3 separate regions of the Mus musculus genome follow, and regions 2 and 3 are each linked to region 1. A link is a loop called in an ENCODE intact Hi-C map of the cell type or tissue named here. Cell type or tissue: gastrocnemius. All regions are shown on one strand. Each heading gives the region's core, and the rest is flanking DNA. Links, peaks and the distances in the headings are about the cores only.

Evidence for each region. Hi-C counts contacts between places; a loop is a spot of excess contacts. Peaks named below come from ENCODE experiments on the same cell type or tissue, not always from the same donor. Only the 100,000 strongest peaks of a DNase experiment are listed, where the experiment ranks them.
Region 2: it touches region 1 in a loop (2.4-fold over the local background); 3 of 42 quality-filtered maps call a loop at or near these places.
Region 3: a loop joins it to region 1, with 2.9 times the contacts of the local background. A loop is called at or near these places in 3 of 42 quality-filtered maps.

Annotation. Positions count from the first base shown.
Region 1 is chr3:142,557,898-142,565,119 of GRCm38, reverse strand. Gbp3 (guanylate binding protein 3) reads right to left here and starts at 4,764. Exons shown (of 11, transcript NM_001289493.2): 1 at 4,430-4,764; 2 at 3,185-3,380; 3 at 887-1,014; 4 at 63-172. The coding sequence starts at 3,356. In gastrocnemius, for the core only: a CTCF peak has its summit at 4,282 (motif pointing right); a DNase peak (open chromatin) is centred at 4,315; H3K4me3 peaks cover 2,174 bases; H3K27ac peaks cover 1,512 bases.
Region 2 is chr3:142,271,441-142,278,662 of GRCm38, reverse strand. It overlaps Pdlim5 (PDZ and LIM domain 5), which reads left to right. Exons shown (of 13, transcript NM_019808.3): 8 at 662-846. Among named protein-coding and RNA genes, the nearest start is that of Bmpr1b, 110 kb to the right of the region's middle. In gastrocnemius, for the core only: a CTCF peak has its summit at 3,416 (motif pointing right); no DNase peak of the experiment used is centred there.
Region 3 is chr3:142,280,134-142,287,355 of GRCm38, reverse strand. The region is part of intron 7 of Pdlim5 (PDZ and LIM domain 5); the gene reads left to right. Among named protein-coding and RNA genes, the nearest start is that of Pdlim5, 110 kb to the left of the region's middle. In gastrocnemius, for the core only: a CTCF peak has its summit at 4,465 (motif pointing left); a DNase peak (open chromatin) is centred at 4,465; H3K4me3 peaks cover 673 bases; H3K27ac peaks cover 272 bases.

The DNA of each region.
Region 1 (7,222 bases), core at 2,927-5,426:
GCAGTAAGTTGCCTTCTTCCTACACTCAATGAAACACGGCAATTTGGTCCCTGGAAGGATACTGCAGCTGCTCCAGGGCCTGCTGGTTGATGGTGCTCATGCTGTTGTAGACAAAGGTGCTGCTCAGAAGCACAGCCAGGGCGAAGATCCACGAGTCATTCTTAGGGTCACCCTGGAGAGTACATAGGGAAGGGCAAGCAAATAAAGAGTCTCATGGTCATTCATTCATTCATCCATCCATTCTTCCATTCATTCATCCAATCATCCCATTGTTTATTCTTTCAGCTACACTATCAGTGAATCTGAGAGAAATAACAAAATTGGAAGATACTGCTACATTCAGCCCTCATTCCTAATACTTACACTGATCCATCTCATGCCATTTGCTCCTCTAGCAATTAAATTAACTATAGATTAGTTGTTAGGCTATAGCTTAGTGGTAGATGCACAAAGCCCTGAGTTTAGTTCTGAGAAATGACTGATAAAAAGACAAGATATTCATTGTGTATAAAACATTTCCTAAGTGCCTAGAATACAGTAGGCAATGAAAAAAAAAAAAAACGGGCAGTTATACCTTTATAAATTTATCTCAATTATAGACACAAACCCTATTTCATTAAATGTAACTCTTCCTGTACCTCTGACAAAATGCAGAGGCATGTTTTGTGGCTAGCAAATTCAACATAGTTGCCTTCTGAAAAATAACTTTTTGTAATAATAGCAAATAAACTTGTCAACAGATAAATACAACCATAATGTCAATTGTGCTAGGAAGACAGTCAAGATTATAAACAACAACAAAAAGGCATAGAAAGGCACATGGGGGGGGGGTTAATCTGAGAATTTAGAGCAAGATGTCATTGTATTAGCGAAGACAGTACCTCACCTTTTCTACATCACCAAGGCCTTCAGTGTCCAAAAGGACCAGGGTGTGTGTTGGCTTGGTGGGATGGGGCACACACCACATCCAGATACCCTTGGTTTCGGATTGCACTGTGGAGCCCAAGGAGAAGCCTAAAGGTGAGAGGAAAACAGAAAAGGGTCACAGCAGGAAGACCAGGGCTAGTAGAGTATTGACACTGTGTCAAGGAAAGGGGTTGCTGTCATTCATTTCAGCAAGGACAATCAGTTTAGTTTGTATATAACAGATGCTTTCAAGAAACACTTGGTAAAGATTTCTTGCCTCATTCTTGCAACTCCTCAAAGTAGACTGTGTTATAGAATTAGTTTAGACTCTATTTATTAGTTGGAGTTTTTGATCTGAGTTCAAAGATGTTCAAAGACATGGGGTTCAGCAATTGAGGAACAGCAGCAAATGGTCACATAAGTGGCCTGAGTTCCCTCGGCTTTGACCCTGGTGAGCTTTAGCGTGCCCAGGGCCTAGTGCTGCACATCTGGTCACAGTTCCCTTCATGTAGTTCCAGCCAATGTTTCTCTTGCCACATGTCGGCACTCACTCCTTACCTGCTTCTTTCAAACAAGGAGCTTAGTTCCTACCTGGTCATTCCTGCTGCCTCTCCCTAGACATTTGCTCACACATGCTGGTTCCCTTTGCCCTACAATGCCACTGTGAACTGAACCATCATGCCCTCCCATTACTCCATGACTGGGTGCTAGAGTTTAGATCTAGAATATCAACCAAAGGCTGATGAATTCAAGGCTTGCTCCACACAATGATGAAGGGACTCCTTGTGGAAACTTTTAAGAGGCAAGGCCAAGTGGAGGTCTTCAGGTATGCCTTTGAAGAACACTGGAGAAGGCTGTGTCTCTTTGATATTGTTGGTGTCGTTACTGTTGCTTTCTTAATGCCTGACTGGAAATTAACAGAGCAGCACAGCTCTGCCATAGGCTTCCTGCTCATCTGTGCTGCCTTTCCCACCAGGTCCATAAGCACTGGGGCCAGTTATGGAGGACTTGAATCCTCCAAGCACTGCCAATCAAAACAAACGTGTGTCATCACCAATGTTTTCGCTCATGCATTTGGCATGATGATGGACAGCTGGCTGGTGTAGTGGGCTCCTATCTCCTGCCAGGTCCCTCATGGGCACATTAGATTTATTCATTTTTTGATGCCCCTTCCTCTGAGGAATGGTAGGGACCAGGAGGAGAGATAAGAAATGAGAAAAAGAAAGATTATGGGGATGAAGCTTGGGAGGGGAGAGCAGCTCAAATGTATTATATCCATGCATGAAAATGGCCATATGTAACACAATAGAGCAAAATAAAGCTTTAAAAAGGTTTGACAGGAAATACAAACAACACCCTCCCCACATCCTCACCCCACACCCTGACAGGATGATAGTCCAGTTTGGATGTAGGATATATAAGGACCATATTACACATCCTTCAGCCTATCTATTTTTCAATAGAACAGGTGGAACAATAGTCATACTTGAAATGTGCTTGTGGCTTGGGCAAAGGTACAGAAGGGAGAATGGATGCTTTTGGTTCAGCTGCTGATCAGGCCAGAATAGCGGAGATCAAAAGGAAAGCTGAGGCAAGTCTTTTGATGAAGTTGGGAAACTATTAATACTCAGAAAAACTTAATTTTCCCCCATGGGTTAAGAAATTATAAATTTTATGACAAGAAGGGGAATTTTCACTTGTGAGAGGTGCTGGTATTCTGTCTGGAGTCCACCCCCACATATACCTAGCAACAGCCAGGTCTGCTCCTCCCCATGGCTACCTGGTAACAGCCAGGTAGGCCTGGCCCTATAAAAGGGACTGCTTGGTCTCTCTCTCTCTCTCTCTCTCTCTCTCTCTCTCTCTCTCTCTCTCTCTCTCTCCTTTCTCTTGCCTCTTGTCCCCTTACTCCCCCTTTCTTCCCATTCCCTTCTCCCCTCTCTCCATGTGACCATGGCCAGCCTCTACTTCTCTCCTCTCTCCTCTCTACCTTTCTCTGCCTCTACTACCCTCTTAACTCCCCTTCCCATGCCCCGAATAAACTGTATTCTACACTATACTGTTGTGTGGCTGGTCTCTCAGGGAGAAGGGATGCCTCGGCATGGGCCCACAGAGTCCCCCACCTTCCCCCACACCCCACCAGAACGTATTCTTATATTCTTTATCTTTTTATGACCACAGCAAGAGGGATCAGACTTTTCCACGAGATCACCCTAGAAAAGTGTGCTCAGCTCTACATTAGTCCAAGGAAATTATCCCTATACACCCCAAGGACACTCACCATGGTTCCGTCCTGCAAGACGATTCATGAGGTAGGACTTCCCTGTACGATATAAACCAACAATGGCCACCACCACCAGAGGCTGTGCTATCTGCTCAAGAATCCTTATGGCTTCCAGATTTACTGTCAGCTGATTTTTCCAATTTTCCACCAGACAAATGGGTGCCTCCATGGTCCACTCGGAAGCTGCAGAACCCTGTAACCCAGAACAGTCGCTCACTGAAATATGGGATCTTAAAATCGTCTGTTGTCATCACCCAAGGCAGACACATGTCGGTTTTTGTTTGCGCAACACGTATCTCAAGTTCTGTATGTTTCTAAAGTGGGAAATGAACTCAGCCTTCCCAAACCTGTTACAGTATTTCTCATAGAATATATCACGATTCTTCTTTGAACTATGAAAAGTATTCTCCGGCTTCTTAAAAAATAACATGAGAAAGCCAACAACACTGATGTCTGAGACTGAGAGCACTCGGGTTTTGCAGCGGGTGAGGCAAAAACGCACGTGGCAAAGTTGCAAAGTGGGTAGAAAGGTTTCCTGGCATTCTGAGAGAATTTGAAGTCTGTTTCAGTATGAGAAGTTTGCCGGGTGTGTGTTGGGCACTGCCTTAGGTGGCTGTTATCAAAGAATAAACTAAATGAGTGCAATTTCCTACCTTGGTGAGCCTCTGTTCAAATGGGAGAGAAAACGAAGCAGAAAATGAACACACACACACACACACACACACACACACACACACACACACGTGCCCGTGCGCCCACACACGCCTTAGAATAAAGTAAGTATAGAGCGAGGTAGGGACATTGGAGGTTGAATTCAGATAAATAAAACAGGGACTGACTCCAGCAAAATAAGATAAAATGAAGCCTCTTAGTGACACCTTTGAGGACAGATGTCTGCTATCAAGAAAACATTGCGGACACAAGGAAGCAAACTGGGGGAAGCTACCCTACAAGAGGCTGCAGTACTACTGAGTTTGGCTCCTGGGTACCAGGCTCTCACCACCAAGGATGGGCCTTGGTCATTGTCTCCCAAGCCAGAGGGGTTATTGAATGAAGACCCAAGAAAAGCAGTACATGCACGCTTGGCCCGCCAGGTGGCGCTCTGCAAATGGCCACAAGACCCTGTGAGGTCTGCAGCTTGCACTGGCTTGCCCACCAGGGTGAGTCTGCCACCCCAGAATGGAGATGTCCTGGCAATTTCGCCGGCAGCGTCTGTTGAGAGAAACACATGTGGTTACTCACCCAGGCACTGGCTCTGTAACAGGGACAGTCCTCAGCCAACTTAGTTCTTTCCCTGAGCTTCCTACTGCTCCAGGCTCCTTGGAGCAGCCACTGTTAGAAGTGGCAAAGTAACAGCCGCCCAAACACAAATTGAGATAAAAGGAACTGAAATCGAAACCATGCTCCTTGCTTGATGACTCAGTCAGTCGTTGAGGGCTTGAACAAAATAACAGAATTTGTGACCTCAGCTGAGCTGAGGAATTTCCCAGATCCCCCCGAACTTTCTGCAGTTATCACCCCGCCACATCTTGCAGATTGAGACTTTTTTTCTTTCCTACAGTGTGTTCCATCACCGATGCAAAAAAAAAAAAAAAAAAAAGGAGAAAACAGAATCACACTTGGCACACAAGTCTGTCTGTAGTACTCACCAGGGAACACTACTAATCAATGATTGTCATTGCGTTTTCTGGGTCCCCTGCCCTCTTGGATTTAGACTGCAGTCTAAATCAGCAGTGTGGCCTCCTCCTTTCCCTCCACACATTTCAGAGGAAATGCTCCCTCAGATGCAGCAGGAGAAAATAGCAGTCATTATACAACCTGAACTCAGGCTGTGAATTCGAGCCAAAGGCGACGACTGGACTTCCCCCCAGCAGAAAAGCCCTTTCTCCTCCCTTTCTTGTGTTTTCCAGGGATCTGGGAAATAGAAACTGAAACTGTGTCCTGACATGAACCAGCTTTGTTTAGGGAGTCAAAGATGATTGCTCAAGCCCTGGGTATCCTAGCCTTTTTGTTAAAGGAAAACAAGTCCCCAGTTTCCTTAAAGTGCATATCTGCTGTCAGCTCCCTGTTAGAGTCTTTAACCAAAGTGTTATAAAGATGGTGAACTATAGAGATGGCCACTGTTTACAGTGCAGCTTGCTTGGCAAGAACAATGCATGATTCAGTCAGGTCTGTCAGTAGAGCTAACAACTCTGGGCTGTTCCTTCTCTACTCTGACTGACAGGAAGTTCCCAGTATGCTTTGCCTGTCTTTCTGGGGATGTCTCAAACTACTCTCTTTCTTTGTTTGCCATTTGTCCAACACAAGTGTTCATTCCTAATCTACAAATCCAAACTTCCAAATCCTCCCAATACTGATTTTTTTTTGAGTTCTGACATAAAATCACAAGTAAAAAAAATCTGTTCTATAAAAGTTTCCTGCTTTCATGAATTATTTAAAATATTGTCTATGTGAACTGGCCATGGAAGTGGAGGCAGGGGAACCATTCTGAGCTATATATTAAGCTTGAGGCTAGCCTGGGCTACATGAAAATTTTGTCTCAAAATATATATACAATATGTGGGACGGGGTTCATGTATGCTAAGTTGGCTGTGCTCAGACTACTTCATGTACTTCATGTATAGACTACTTTCAAATAATTCATGCAAAAAGCAAACTTTCAACATTAAAAACAAGACATAGACAGACTGACTTTTCAGTTAATAGAGTTCCAGGTGAGCTACAACAGATATGCTTTTATTATTAACTGCTACAAGTTATCATTAACTATCCTTTAAGGCTGGTTAGGTTGAAGTCCTTATATAATACATATGAGTATCAATTTGTGCTTTATTCCTTCCTTGATCATAAGAAAAAACTATATCTCCCTACTGGACCGACAAGTGAGTGAAAGGTACAGAGTTACCCATGGCATTCATATTCTCACTAGTCCAGCTATTCCATCCTTACATCCCACAGTGAGAAACAGAAGGGTCATATACAAATTGCTCCATTCAACTGATTACACAAGGACATGGGGAGGGGAGTTAAGAGAGTAGCAGAGGCAGAGAAAGGCATAGAGAAGGAAAGAGTAGAGAAGTAGAAGCTGGCCACCAGTCAGAAAGGCTAAGATCAAAAATTCAGGTGACTGCAGATGCTGGCAAGGATGTGGAGAAAGGGGAACACTCCTCCATTGCTGGTGGGATTGCAAGGTTGTACAACCACTCTGGAAATCAGTCTGGCGGTTCCTCAGAAAATTGGACATAGTACTACCAGAACATCCAGCAATACCTCTCCTGGGCATATACCCAGAATATTCTCCAACTTGTAATAAGGACACATGTTCCACTATGTTCATAGCAGCCTTATTTATAATAGCCAGAAGCTGGAAAGAACCCTAATGTCCCTCAACAGAGGAATGGATACAGAAAATGTGGTACATTTACACAATGGAGTACTACTCAGAAATTAAAAACAACTAATTTATGAAATTCTTAGGCAAATGGATGGATCTGGAGGATATCATCCTGAGTGAGGTAACCCAATCACAAAAGAACACACATGATATGCACTCACTGAAAAGCAGATATTAGCCCAGAAACTTGGAATACCCAAGATACAATTTGTAAAACACATGAAACTCAAGAAGAAAGAAGACCAAAGTGTGGATACTTTGTTCCTTCTTAGAATGGGGAACAAAACACCCATGGAAGGAGTTACAGAGACAAAGTTCGGAGCTGAGATGGAAGGAAGGACCATCCAGAGACTACTCTACCTGGGGATCCATCCCACAAACAACTCCAAAACCATATACTATTGCATATGCCAACAAGATTGTGCTGACAGGACCCTGATATAGCTCTCTCTTGTGAGGTTATGCCAGTACCTGGCAAATACAGAAGTGAATGCTTGCAGTCATCTATTGGATGGAACACAGGGCCCCCAATGAAGGAGCTAGAGAAAGTACCAAAGGAGCTGAAGGAGTCAGCAACACTATAGGAGGAACAATATGAACTAACCAGTACCCCCGCCTCCCAGCTGTGTCTCTAGTTACAT
Region 2 (7,222 bases), core at 1,983-4,482, 290 kb after region 1:
TTTGTTACACTGTCTGCTATATGTGATGTCTAAATACTACAGAACGGGCGAGTGACAGTGGAAAATGGTGACTGGCAAGGTGTCAGGAAAACAGTTTGTGATGTACTATAATATATAAAAAGAACAACATTGATGCTATTTCATACAGGTTATTACGGATACTCCAGCAACTAATGTCCTTGATCTGATGATTCTTTTGAAATGTTAACGAGGGATGGAGAGGGGAAATTCAATGTGAGGATTGGTTACATAACATATTGTAGACTATTTGAAAATAACTTCCATCATACAGAAAAAAAAGTTAACTGCTTTTTCTTCTTAACAAAGGGAAGTCCCTCATGATTTCAGAATTATTTGTGTATTACTTCCCTGTAAGGAAGCAGACTTCCTTATAATTGTTATAATTATAATTGTTTTGCTGATTTCCTTCTTTGCACTTCTCTAACTCAGCACCTCTCCTCTCCTCGCCAGTGTTCCACTTCCGACTTAAAGTCACATGAGTTCTATTCTCCCAACCCACTCTCAGAGTTTTCTTTTTTAAAAAATAAAAGTCCACCGGTGTCTTGTTTTCCTTAAAGCTTTAATGGATTTGGAGAAGCAAGGCTCATGGCTGAACTAGATTGATCCCCCTCACCACAGCTGTTCCCTTCCTTCCTTACAGTAGCACCCAGGAGCCTTCTCAGCAACCGGCGTCATCTGGAGCTTCACCTCTGAGCGCGTCTGAGGGCCCCGAGAGCCCAGGTTCCAGCAGGCCCTCGGTGGCTGGCCTCCGCTCCGCTGCTGCTTTCAAGCCTGTAGGATCCACCAGCGTCAAGTCACCTAGCTGGCAGCGTCCAAACCAAGCAGGTATTCCAAAGAAGTCCCGCACTCTTGGCTTTTCTAGAACGGAAGTTTGAAATGTGTTCTAGCAGGTACAACAGTACTTTGCTAGTGAAAACCATTCTCAACTATTTAAGATTTAGGACCAACTATAAAGAATCTCAGCAGCTGCTTTGCTCTTCCGAATGTCTCAGCAGCATCCTGTGTGCCTCATACGTGCCCTTTGCTTGTTCTGGAGACGTAGAAATCAAGAGGGGAAAGAGCACACGGTACTGGAAAGGAGGTATTTAAATACTGACACATAGCACTTCAGGCTCAGTGAAGAAAGCTGAATTCTCAGTCACCTCTCAAGATAAGAACTTCAGATACAAATATTCATCCCTCTGACCCTCCATCTTCTGATATATAAAAGTCAGGAATTCTAAACTATCTACTGTTTCTCCAACGTAAGCAGTGTCTATGGGTAAACGACAGAAATAGCCATGCGAGGAGCAGGGAGGTAGTTTAGTTGGTCAATTCCTAACACATTAGCCAGAAGGTCTGAGGTCAGTCCCCAGAACTCATGTAAAAAAGCCTGCATAGCCACCTGTATGTGCTTGTAATCCAATCACAGGGGGACAGAGACAGGGAATCCCTAGTGCTCCACAGCCGCCAACCTGCCTACTCAGCAAGTCCCAGGCCAGTGGGAGACCCTGGCTCAGAACTGCACAGATAGCACCTGGGAATCAACCACAAGTTGGCCTTGGGCTTTCACAGAACATGTACACACACACACACACACACACACACACACACACACACACACACACACACTACGTCTGTTAAAATGATGGGACTATACCTTGGGACTTTCCAACCCCAAGTTCAGCTTTTCCCTTCTCCTGGGTACTGTGTCATTAAGTTCCTTACAGTACCTAACTATTGATTATGTGCTATCTTGTCTGATGATCTCCAGTATCCTCAAGGCCTTTGAAATGCTTGCTGTGTCCTGGTAACATTTCAAATGCAGTGTGCCTGAAAATGTGATTTCCTGCCCTGGGGAATGGTGTATGCCCTCTGATCAGCAGCAGATTGTGAACTTTAGACTAGACTCCTCATTCTCACAGTATCCAATACCAGCAGGCGCTCCGATACAGTATGTATCACGCCTGTTCTCTCCTTTGCCCCATTGCTTTGGCTCAGGCCCTCATCAGTGACTTGTTGCTTATTTTATGTCACAGTGATGTTTGTACATGCTGTTGGTTCTGTGGAGAAGCTCCAAGAACATGGAAGGTTGACTCAGGCTCACTTGCAGAGGCACAAATCCCTTATTGAAAAGGACATAATATTTGTATTCCCTGATGGTTGAGAGATGTTGAATACCTTATTAGCCATTTGTATTTCTTCTCATGAGAACCCTGATCCGTTCCATAGCACATTTGGGGGTTAGGTCTTTTGTTTTCTTGACGTTCACTTTTTGAATTGTCTACTCTAGATATGAGCTCTCTTGTTAGATGCATCCTGGTAAAAGGTTTGTTTTTGTTTTGTTTTTTAGTTCTGTAGGGACCTCTTTTTTGATCGACCATTTTCTTTATTGTGCAAACCCATTTTAAGATCCTAGGGTCATGCTTGTCATTCGTTTGCCTTCTTTTCTAAATAGCCAGAATCCTATTCAGAAAGTCTTTACCTATGCCTGTCTTTAGTGTACTCCCTACTCTTCCAGTTAACCAAGAGCAGTATCCACAGTTTCATGCACAAGACTAACCCTAGACTGGGCCCATCACTATTCCATACTGGTTTCGAAAGAGGCTCAGGAAGCCCCACTGGGAAGCTGTTCAGCAGGCCACCACGGATGGGCATACTAAGGAAGTGGACCAAAATCCAGTGGCTAGTCCTCCATCCGTGCTTATGCGACAATTCTTACACTCAGCGGGTCTCCAAAGCGTGTGCACATCCTCTGCTTACTTTAAACTGTCCAGAGGTCATCTACCCACTCAATGTAGTGTAAGGGCTATGCTTACATTACATACTGCTGTGCTGCATTGTTTAGGAGATATGATGTGACATAGAAGTCTGTAGATGGCTAGTACTTCTTTTCCCCCTCAGATACTTTTTATCCAATATAGAAACTTCAGAATGGAGGGCTGACTGTATCTGTGTTTTCAGGGAAAGAAGATAGGCCATTATATATAATATAGAGATCTTTACAAGAATTAGAGGGCTAAATTATTTCTAGAAGCAAAGTGTTCAGACTAGCCTCTGACACTTGTGGGTCATTGCCATAGCACGACCGATTTCTTTGGGAGGAAGATAGTGATAAAGCATAGCAGTATAGAGCTATTTCCATCCACTTCAAGCCCGTATATTGTGACAGGGACTCGCTGTAGTTATCTTGCATGTGTTTTTAGTACCAAAATAACTAAGAAAAAAAAATGGCTTTGATGTAATTGGAATGTGACAGGACAGTGTCTTATAAGATACAAAGTGCTTAATTTCTAAGTCAAAGCTGAAATCCGGACAGAAAATGTAGCTGATGATTAGATAATTCAAAAACTCATAATAAAATATTCTTTTCTTTGTAAAATAATTCCTGGGAAAAACATTACATTAAAACCACCACAAGAGGGTGGTAGAGTCCTTTCTTCTCTGATTCTTAAGAGAATAATCAAATCAGACAAGCAGCAACTGTAGTCATGAGCCTTATGCCTAGCATTTAAAACATGATATGTTTGTAGAAACTATAGGTAATTTAATATGAGAAATATTATAACCTAGTAGCATACATATCATAAAACAGTATTGTCAAACAAAATTTTTTTCTATTGTGAAATTGTAATTCAATTACATCATGACACTTCACTCAAAATCAAAAATACATTTGAGACAATGCTATCACTTTAGTCTGGGAACCTAAAAATATGTATTTAATACTTTCTTACTAGACAGATTCTAATAGTTTATATTACTTTGTAGAATTTAAAAATAAAACTTAATTTCCAGGCTCTCATGTTTCTATCATACAGTACCTAGAAGTATGTCATTTAAAAGAGCAAAATGACACTCCTTTAGAACATAGTATTAGTATTTGACATTTCTAAGAGATTCCTGATGAAGATGTGAAAGTCCTTTGGAACTAGGGCATGGTTGGTGGTTCTTGATAGTTTCATAGTTCACCTGTGAAAGCAGCGGTGCAGGTCAAAGGGCAGCAGAACCTGACAGCACAAGTCACTGGGCCATGATGACTCACATGGAAAAAAGCCAGGGACATGGCTGCTGCCCCACTAAGAGCTTGATTTCCTAGTTAGTTCATATATTTGCTCTGCTCTCCACAACGGAAAGAAAAACAGACTTGATCTAAGTATTTTAAAATAACTCCAGTAGTTGTCGGGGAAGATGGTCAGAATGAGCAAGTTCCAGTCTGTGATTAACACAGTTGATTCTGAAATCAGTGTAATAGCTGGGAGATGGCATTTATTTAGTTTTATTTTGTTGGGACATATTTGTAAATCTTTATGGGGTACATTCTGATAATTTGGCACATGTATACATTGTTTGATGATAGAGTCAATAGTAAGTACTTCCTTTTCTTCAAAAACAAAAACTATTTTTTTGTGTTGGAACTTGGTATGTAGCCAGCATGCCCCCAAATGAAATAGAATGGGGCAGAACATTCCAGAGTATTTTGATGTGCTATTTAAAAATATTATGAGAACTGTAATTTTATAAACATGTTTCATGATATATTACAATACAAAAAGTGGGAATATTCAAAGGCTAGCACACAGATATGCTTTGGTGCAAAAGGTGAGGAAGTGTGTTTACTATGCTATATAGTGTAGAAAATACCATGAGAAGACTTGATTTTAAAAACATATATTGTACTTTTTGTTAATTGAATTGGTAATGTATTTTTAAATGAAAGGCTTAAAAGCTCAAAAGAAAGCAAAGGGGGGACTTTACCAAAAAGGTTTTTTGAAATTGTAAGACATTCTAGTGTATTCTAAGCCTGTGCTTCACTTATGTAAGTCTCCTAAAGTTCTGCCTTTATTAGATGTTTCTCTTGTGGTGTTGCAGAACTTGTATAGAGTGTATACCATAGTGTATAGTATATAGTGGTGCATAGTACTGCGGCACCTTCCAGAGTACAGTGACGCTAGAATAGATGACAACCAGGAGTTGAGTGTGCATGTAGCAGCATTAGAGTTTAGACTGGACTGTTTTCATGAGGCATCGTCAGTGCCACTTCCTTTTATCATTAAAACTTGCCAGCTGGTCATAAAAAGATAACTCGTTTGAGATGGAAAATGTTTAAAATTCATAGACTAGATGAGAATACTAAGATAGAAAAGTAGTAGAATTCAAGTTGAGTTTTGAACAAGTCAGCAGTGTTACTGCCTACTTCCTCATGCCTGTGTCACATGACTGTCACAAATAGAAACAGTGACTAGAACCTAGGGACGTACGTAAAAATGGAGTTTTTTCTTGTTATTTATCAGAATTGGGATTTTTTTAAACCTATATTGAATTCACTTTTGTTTGTTTGAAGAGCTAGGGATGAGTCCCTGGGCGTCATACATCCCAGGCATATGCCGTACCACTGAGCTACATCGTACAGCCTCAATATTTATGTATTAAAATTTTATTTGTGAAAGATTCATATTATATATAAATAATAAGTGGTTAGATGAGTATTTTTAAACCTTTGTAAATTTAATAGTAATAGTTTAAAAATATATACCTGTGTTTTTGTAGGTGACCTAATTTGCTATGTAATGGTTTTTCTACATTCCTAGTAAGTTATGATCACCAGATTAGGTAAACTTAAATCACTAGATGCAAATATGTGTATAAAAATATTACTGTCTTACCAAATATAGTAAAACATATTTTTCATGAAGGCACAGAGGGCCATTTTGTGTTGAAATACATTAATTAGCCTAATCAAACACAGAATACAAACGATCAATTTGCTGGAATATAAGCAGTGCTTTGCTACGTCAGGCTGTATCGTCCATTGTACTTAGTTGTATGGTGTGGTGTGGGTGGCTCTGGTGTATGTAGTGTGTACCCCACCGGGTATGAGTTCTACGGGGCTACCCTTTTCAGTTTTATGCTTCTGCTTTTTGCAAGAAGGATCTTGTATGACTCTGGCGGACCTCAAACTAATGATGCTTCTGTCTCCACCTCCCTAGCAGCTATGATGATGGGTTTGTGCCACTGTGCCCAACTCTGAGGCTAACCTTTTGAGTCTACAATTTCTTTGTTAAAATAAGGATCTTAAAGTACCTCTGCAGCACTGCTGTGAACATATGAGCTGGCATATTGACATGCTTAGAAGATAGAACAGGAAGGGTTCAAATTCCACCCTTTGACACTGTCATAACAGTATCAAGAACTTAGACTGTTTTGCAGCAGCAAAGTGGATGTCACAGAACTTCCCTGTGTGCAGCTGTTTGGAGCTCCCTGCTGCAGGCAGTGTAGCTTCTTCCCGGGGCCTTCAGTGAGTTTCCTCCTCTCCACTATCTTCTGCAGCCTCATTTCATAAGATTGCTCCCTGTGTTTCTAGTTCAGTCCAGCCAAAATTGCCAACATCCATTATTCACACAGTTCCATGCCTTGTACAGGCTGCTCCACCTGCTCTCCCACCCTGTAACTCCTCTGGTCAGACACCATTTATCACCTGCTTAGTCCAGTTTCCCTGAGCCTCTGGCTGGGCACCTATTCTTTCTCCATGATCCGTACAACTGTGGCAGTGTCTTTACCATAGAACTCATTATGTTCATTTTAATTGTTTTTATAGACCTTGAAGGGTGTGGCCAAGGTTTACCATACTAACCCTTGCTTTAGAGCACCTGCCTGGTATGTTGCAGTTTCTTTGGTAAATGTTAGTGGGTGAGTTCATAGACCAAATGCCTTATTTTGAAGCCTTTCATGTAATTTGGGGGGGGGGGGGGGAACAACATTCATTTGTCATCATGATGTTCAGTCTTCATGAGCTTCAGGTTTCTTTAAGTGTTACTGAACAAAGGTGAAAGCAGTATCTGACAAAGCAGCTATTTAAAAATCCCAAAGCGCTGAGGACAAGGCCATGCTACCAGCCTCCTGAAGCATCAAATTAAGAGTTAAAGGAGGTGAATGTAAGCAATACTGTAATTACTTGCTGCTCTCTATAGCCAGTAATTCAAAATATTAGCAATTCTGTAACCATGGCCCAATTTTCTTTCTCTAAAAAAATAAGGAAATCATTGTAACCAAGGGACCAAACAGTGGAGCACAGTGGGAATATTAGGGATGTGGCTCATCTTACTTTGGATAGTAAATTTGAGCACAAAGCACCAGTACATTGCATAGAAATCAGCAACAGATGTGCAGAGAAAAGTTACCTCTGATTACAGGGCCCAGGTCAGAAGATGTGGAGCTCTGC
Region 3 (7,222 bases), core at 3,293-5,792, 280 kb after region 1:
TGCTTAGAAATTAATCAAGTGAGGTATGATACTCAGATGTAATGAAACATAGAAGTAGCAGAGTTTGATCTGTTTCAAGAAGAAATAGAAAGCTAGAGAGAGGAAGCACTCAGTGAGAATGCTGGAGAACAGCTAGAAGAGTCAGCTACCCATACATTGGTGCTGGAAGATCTAAGCAACACGTCTCAAGGCTTGTACTTTAAAGAGCATTATGATAGCTGTCTTAGGCAAGGGTTCTATTCCTGCACAAACATCATGACCAAGAAGCAAGCTGGGGAGGAAACTTCCACATCTCTGCTCATCACCAAAAGAAGTCAGGACTGGAACTCAAGCAGGTCAGGAAGCAGGAGCTGATGCAGAGGCCATGGAGGGATGTTCCTTACTGGCTTGCTTCTCCTGGCTTGCTCAGCCTGCTTCTTCCAGCCCAGAGATGGCACTGCCCACAATGGGCCCTCTCACCCTTGTTTCACTGAGAAAATGCCTTACAGTTGGATCTCATGGAGGCATTTCCTCAAAGGAGGCTCCTTTCTTTGTGATAACTCCAGCTGTGTCTAGTTGACACACAAAACCTAACATAACAGTACAAAAGGTATGCGCTATTCTCTTTCTCTGGGACAAAGCTCACCAGCTCAGCACCTTTACACCCCTTTTCTTTCTTTTTCTTCTTCTTTTTCTTTTTCTTTTTCTTTTTTTTTTCTTTTTCTTTTTTCTCCTCCTCCCCCTCCCCCTCCCCCTCCCCCTCTCCCTCTCTTCTCTTTTTTCCTTTCTGGCTTATTAATGTCCAGATCACAAACACATTGAATTTTGTGGGTAATTTAGTGTGCCATAATTACTCAACTCTCCACATACTATTAATAGACATATATACATAAATGAATGAGCTTAATAGTGTCCCAATAAAACTTTATGTATATGTACCAAAATATGCTATGTACTTTGCATGAGGGAAATCATGGGAAATATTCTTAGTTTTGTAAAAATATGGAAAGTATTTTTAGTTTGTAGTCTTTGTAAAATAAGTTGGTGGCTGGTTATGGTCGCTGGGCTCTAGGTTACTAACTTGTGCTGTATACTTTTGTCTAGCTTTGCCTCTACCTCTCATGGTACTTTAACTCTATATGGCAGTTTCTCAGGTTGTTGCAATTTTTACAGAGATGATCAATTTTAAATAAGGAGCAATACAAGCGCTCCTCTTCTGTTTATTTACCTTACATTTACATTTTCCATATAAGAATCAGTGAAATATGGCTGACCAATTCTATTTTTTCCATATATGGGTTTTTAAGAAAATGGGCAATTTTGTATTTTTCTTGTAAATCTTCCCAATGTTATATTTGGTGCTTGCTTGCTTTGAAACCAACGTTTTGTGTTTTCATCTTTTCTTTACCTGCTAATATTTCTTCTGAATTTAATGTTGCAGGCTAAAGAAAAATTGGCATAGATACATTTTAAAAAGAATGAAAAGTCAATGACAACAGAACATGGAAACAGGAGAGAGATTTGGGAAAGAGGAGTACAAGGAGATACTTGGGGGACTTTGATCAAAGAACATCTTTATAACAAGTATTTATATAAATTGTAGAGTGTTAAAAGGGGATGTGTAGCAATTGAGAATATCAATAAAATACATTGTATGGAAGTGTTATTATAAAAAGTTTAATTACATAAAAAAATTCCCCACAGCTGCTTGCAACTGTTGGCTGTATGACTAGATACACTACTTCCTTTATATACATCACCATTTATACCGTCCCTATGCTTTCAGTTCTACAACAATGCAGTACCTACCCAAACCAGTGCACACAGTAAGGGCAGACAGAGGTGGTCCAAATCCCATGTATTGTATTCCATGTATTCCTTGTATCATATGTGAAATGTTGACACCTTATTAAGTTCTTGGAGTTTTTTTTTAAGTAATTCAAAGCCGTGTAATCAGTGAATGGGACTTTCCGGCCACCTTTCCCTTTAAGCATCATCTGTTATCACATGGTTTAGCCATGTTGAGTGATTTGGGAGAACAGCCTATATTATCATATGGGTTTAGCCATGGTGAGTGATTTGGGAGAACAGCCTATATTATCATATGGGTTTAGCCATGGTGAGTGATTTGGAAGAATAGCCTATATTATCACATGGGTTTAGCCATGGTGAGTGATTTGGGAGAACAGCCTATATTATCACATGGGTTTAGCCATGGTGAGTGATTTAGGAGAATAGCCTATATTATCACATGGGTTTAGCCATGGTGAGTGATTTGGGAGAATAGCCTATATTGGGTGCTGAGGGTTAGGTTTGCAGCTACAGAGCTAGAAGTAAGAACCAATTAGAGTATTCCTAGATATGAATTACTGACACTTAAATGACAGTATGCCTGGTAAACATAGTCTCAACTTTACATTAATCTTTCCTTTGCTTTGTTTTTTACTTCTGAAAACTTAGGTTTTACAGTTCTCTGGAAGACCCCCTTAAGAACGGACCACACCCACCTGCAGCTCCCCAGCTGTTAAAAGTTCATAGTCAAGTAGCCATAGTTTCTAAGGAAGCAGCCACTTACTCTAGGTAGAGTTCTTTTTCCATTTCAGTGCTGGTGATGAATGTAACTACTAAACTCACTGAAAATGGGAGCACAGTTGTGGATTGAGGAGCTAATGTCATTAACATGCTTAGCCTCAGAACACTGCTTTAGTCTGCTTTTATATTCTATTTATGCATTGGTTTAGTTTTTAACTTCTAATACAGAATGAAGAAGTCTGTGTCTTTTGTTTATTCACTTTGAGATATGTTAAATTAACTTCCTGAGTTTGCCTTTAGTCTCTTCAGTTCAGTCATTTACCTCTGAAAGAAGAGAAGCAGAGAGAGAGCTCATGCTGCAGACAGACATGTTCTTAGATGATAGAGAAGGACCTGCACGACATTGATGGTTCTTTCATATTTATTATTATTTTTTTAACCATTGGAGGGTAGAACTTCATTAATTTCCTCTTTTCCTGGACTACAGAATGGCTTACCGTTACATTTTTAGCTGATTATTTTAAACCTGGTTTCTATTTCTTATTCACTTTCCCTCAATAGTAACCGTTGACTCAAAGACAGGAGAGACTGAGAGACCCACACATTGAATCTCTTGGTACCTGCTCTTCACCCTAGCGCTCACTCACATGTCCTCACTGCACTGAAAGCGGTACACATAGCCATACGTTCCGATTAGAGATATGCAGATCACCTTTGTTTCTATATGATCTGTTAAAACTGACTTCCTGTGATTCATGTAATCACATCAGTGGAGGCAGGTTCTTAATAACCTTTGTGGACTTGGCCTCATCGCGTGTTGGAGGTGGCCATTGTCACAACTTTTTAAACCAAAAAGTAGTTACAGTGCTATAGCGATGTTATTATTAGTAACTTAAATCCATAGAGGAAGATAAGAAGAAAATCCCACTCCATGTTTTTAGACTATCCTATTTAAATAGAAAAAAATTCAATAAATCTTGATCACCAGTTTTGAGAGTCCTGCATTCATAGTGATGGACTGTAAATTCTTTCCCAGATATTTTACTATTTGTAAAGAAAGAAAAAAATAAGTATTTTAGGTCATAAGGACACCTCTGAATATGAAATTTTATCTCATTTAAAAACCTACACAGCTAAGTCAAAATAGAACTGTGGGATTTTGCTGAGAAGATGATTTGATTATTTATATTCTTGAAAACTGTTTAACTTTTCCATAGATTCTTACCACCCAGAATAGCTCAACCCTATATTATTTTAAAGTTATTTCCTGTTCATGTTAATAAATGCTGTTGCTTCTGAACATGTAGGCAGTTCTGCTTCTAAGACATCTCATGAAAATGCCATGAACTAGGTATATGTCTACTCCCAGACAGCTCGTCTTATGTAAAAACTTTTTAAGAAAAATTCCCTTATCCCTGCTTACAGAATCGCAGCTTTTATTTTCAGATTCATTTTCTTCTTGGTTGTCTATGTATATATATGATATATGGGATATATAATGTGGTTGACATTACATTGTGCTTGATGAAAAAACAGTCATAGGCTTACGCATTAAATTTAAATGTCTGAAATTTCGGATATAATTAGTAAGTGACCTAAATAACTGTCATTCCTTTACATGGCTCACCTTCATGTCTAAATACTGATGTAGAATAGGTGCCGACTTGTGTTTATTCTGCTGTCTTTTCTTACTTTCATTTTTTCTTCCCCCTGTCTTTTTTTCCCTGTCAAGTGTAAGCAGGTCTACAAGAACTGTAGAAGGTGCTTTGGAAGGCTTTGGAAACTTTCCTGCCTTCTCCCCTCCTACTAGATACAGTGCTGTAGTCGTCAGTGATGCGGCTGCCACTGTGTCTGCTGCTCTCGCTGCGAAAACCAGGTAGAATTATGTGTGCAGTATATGTCTGTGGTCCCAGCGTCTTCCAGTGTTCAGAGGCTGGGTTCTGTAGTGAGCTCCCCCTTGTGTCGTATGCGTGTCACACAGGCTGTGAGTAAATCCACAGGATTGGAGAATGTTCTTGAAAAGCAGCCATGGCTCCATTTTCACAGCTCCCACTATTCGTATCTCTCAGTTGTGCTCACTATCATGTATTATGTTCCTACAGACTTTAGAGTTTATAGCTTTCAGTTGTCGCTGAGGCTGAGTCAGGTAGAAATTAAATTTCTGATGATGCTATCGTATTCCACAACATTGGTGAATTAAAGCCTAATTATTCCGTGAAACAGCCCTTCTATGTGCCTTGCTTCTATACTATTTCACATTTATAGGTGTAATGCTTGCTTTTTTTTTTTTTTTTTTTTTGGTTTTTGGTTTTTGGTTTTTAGTTTTTCGAGACAGGATTCCTCTGTATAGCCCTGGCTGTCCTGGAACTCACTTTGTAGATCAGGCTGGCCTTAAACTCAGAAATCTGCCTGCCTCTGCCTCCCAAGTGCTGGGACTAAAGGCGTGCGCCACCACGCCTGGCTTAAATGCTTTTGAAAGCTAGCCTTGCATGACTGTAATAAAAATTTCCTTAGTTGTTTTTGTATTTGAGAAAAGGTCTCTCTGCATAGCCCTAGCTGTCCAAGGAACTCACTTTGTACACCAGACTGTTTTAAATCAAACTCACAGAAAGGAAGATCGGCCTGACTCTGTCTCTCAAGTACTGGGATTAAAGGTGTGTGCCATCCGGCCAAGCCAAACAATACAATGAAATCTCGGTGCTTCTATTCACCCTCCCCACTGCTTTGCTTTGTCTTTGTCTCCCTCCTCCCCATCTCTTTCTCACTCCTAAAGGAGATGTCTCAGACCGTAGACTGAAAGCGGGCATTCTTTTGTGGACACTGCAAGTTGTCACTGACGCTCCTCTCTGAATGCTTGCCAGGCTCTTCGGCCCTGAAAACTCCCAGTCTCTTCTGGATGCACTGTGCATCAGCACTGTCCCCAAGCCTCTAGCTCTTTCCTGTCTTCAGTCCTCTGAGGAGTCGAGTGGCTCTGTCCACGTTAAGAAGAGCAGGTACTATGGAGGGACCATGGCTTGTGGAAGGTTGTTTCCTCTAACAGCACACTATGATGTAACAGGCCAGATGCAAAGGTTGCAGGACTGATGTAAGCTGTGTTGAATTAGCTGCACTTTCAATGCAGTGCCCAAGCCCATGCATGCTCTCTCATTGGCCTGTCGCTCACCTTCTAATCCATTACGATGTCTTTAATAGCACTCTTGATGTTTGGTATGAGGTCATGAATAATTTTGCCAATATTTAAACTGTAGTGGAATCTGGGCTTTTATTACATGGCTACAGCTGCAGTACCATAGTCAAATGATTAATAATCCATGCATTTTTAAAAGATGGAAAGCAATATAATTATTATGGCTGACTACTATCTTATAGTCCATATGCATGAGAATTTTACTTGAAAAGTTATTTAATTTTTACTGTATGTGCTAAATGCATGTGTTCAGCTTTATATTGCTGTGATAATATACATGGGATAAGCAGTTTGTGCAGAGGTAAGGATTGTTGTGGCTTGTGGTTTGGGGTTTCGGTGTGTGGTTGCCTGGCTCCATTGCTTTTGTGCCTGTGATCAGGACCATGTGTTAGAGCTGAGCTGTTTAACCTCACAGTGGCAGGAAAGGGGAGGGGCTGGGTCCCCATGCTATCTGTAAGGGCACACTGCTTATCACCTGACTGCCTCCCAATGGTGCTCACCTCCTCAAGGGTACACCACTTCCCATAGTGCCACAGGCAACCACTTAAGCTTTTCCAGAGCCAAACTATAGAAAATCAGAAATAATTACAGAAAATTAATGGTTAACCCAGAAGTTACTAAGCATAATACAGAGATAAAAATAGCCCAGGGTTGGCTAAATGTGTAATCTCAGTGAGTCAGGCAGAGAACATATGTTGTGTCAAATGTAAAATCAGTAGCAAAGTAAACGTCTACCACTGTAGCTAGTGGTGGTCGGCTATAACGAGCTGTCAGTCTCTGGCTACCCAGCATTACAGAGCTTCTCATTATGCTACACTGCAGTTCTACAGTAGTTAGTAAAGTGTTTAAGTTGGTGTCAGGGAGAGCAGACCATTTCTAAGGGAAAACACTGAAGTTGTTTAAATTTTAGGTTCTTGAGTCTAGTTGGACCACACTTTAAGAACTGGATGGGATGTTATGTGACTCTACTCCTTCAGAGTTCCTTGGTCATCATCACATAGGTAATACCTGCAGCTCCAGCCTGAAAGAAGCTCTCTGGGAACCCTGTGAGAGGGAACATTAGTAGTCCGTGCTTTGCCTTTTATCAGCGGCGATACACAAAGCACATATTTTGATATTTGAGACAGGGTGTAGAGTTAGGAGCATGACTCAGTGGAATGCTTGTCTAAGAGCTGAGGATCTGGGTTCTGTTTCTATCACTGGAAAAATAACCATAATGTACATAAGTACACATGACTTAGATTTTTATAGCTTCTTTATAGTGTGCCTCAGATCCTTAATGTTTGAAAAGTAAGTTTAAAATTTAAGTATTAGGTGTTAGTGGGGAGAGAATTTATATAAACCCTTGTATAAAAAAATACAACCTAAATTAAAACATGTTAGCTTACAATAATCTTCATAGGACTTTTAACTTAATTTAAATAATTGTAATTTAAAATTGTACCTCAGATTAAAATCCAGAACTGAAACTATACTTATAAGTAAATTGTTACATGAAGTATTAATTTAGTAACCATATTCACT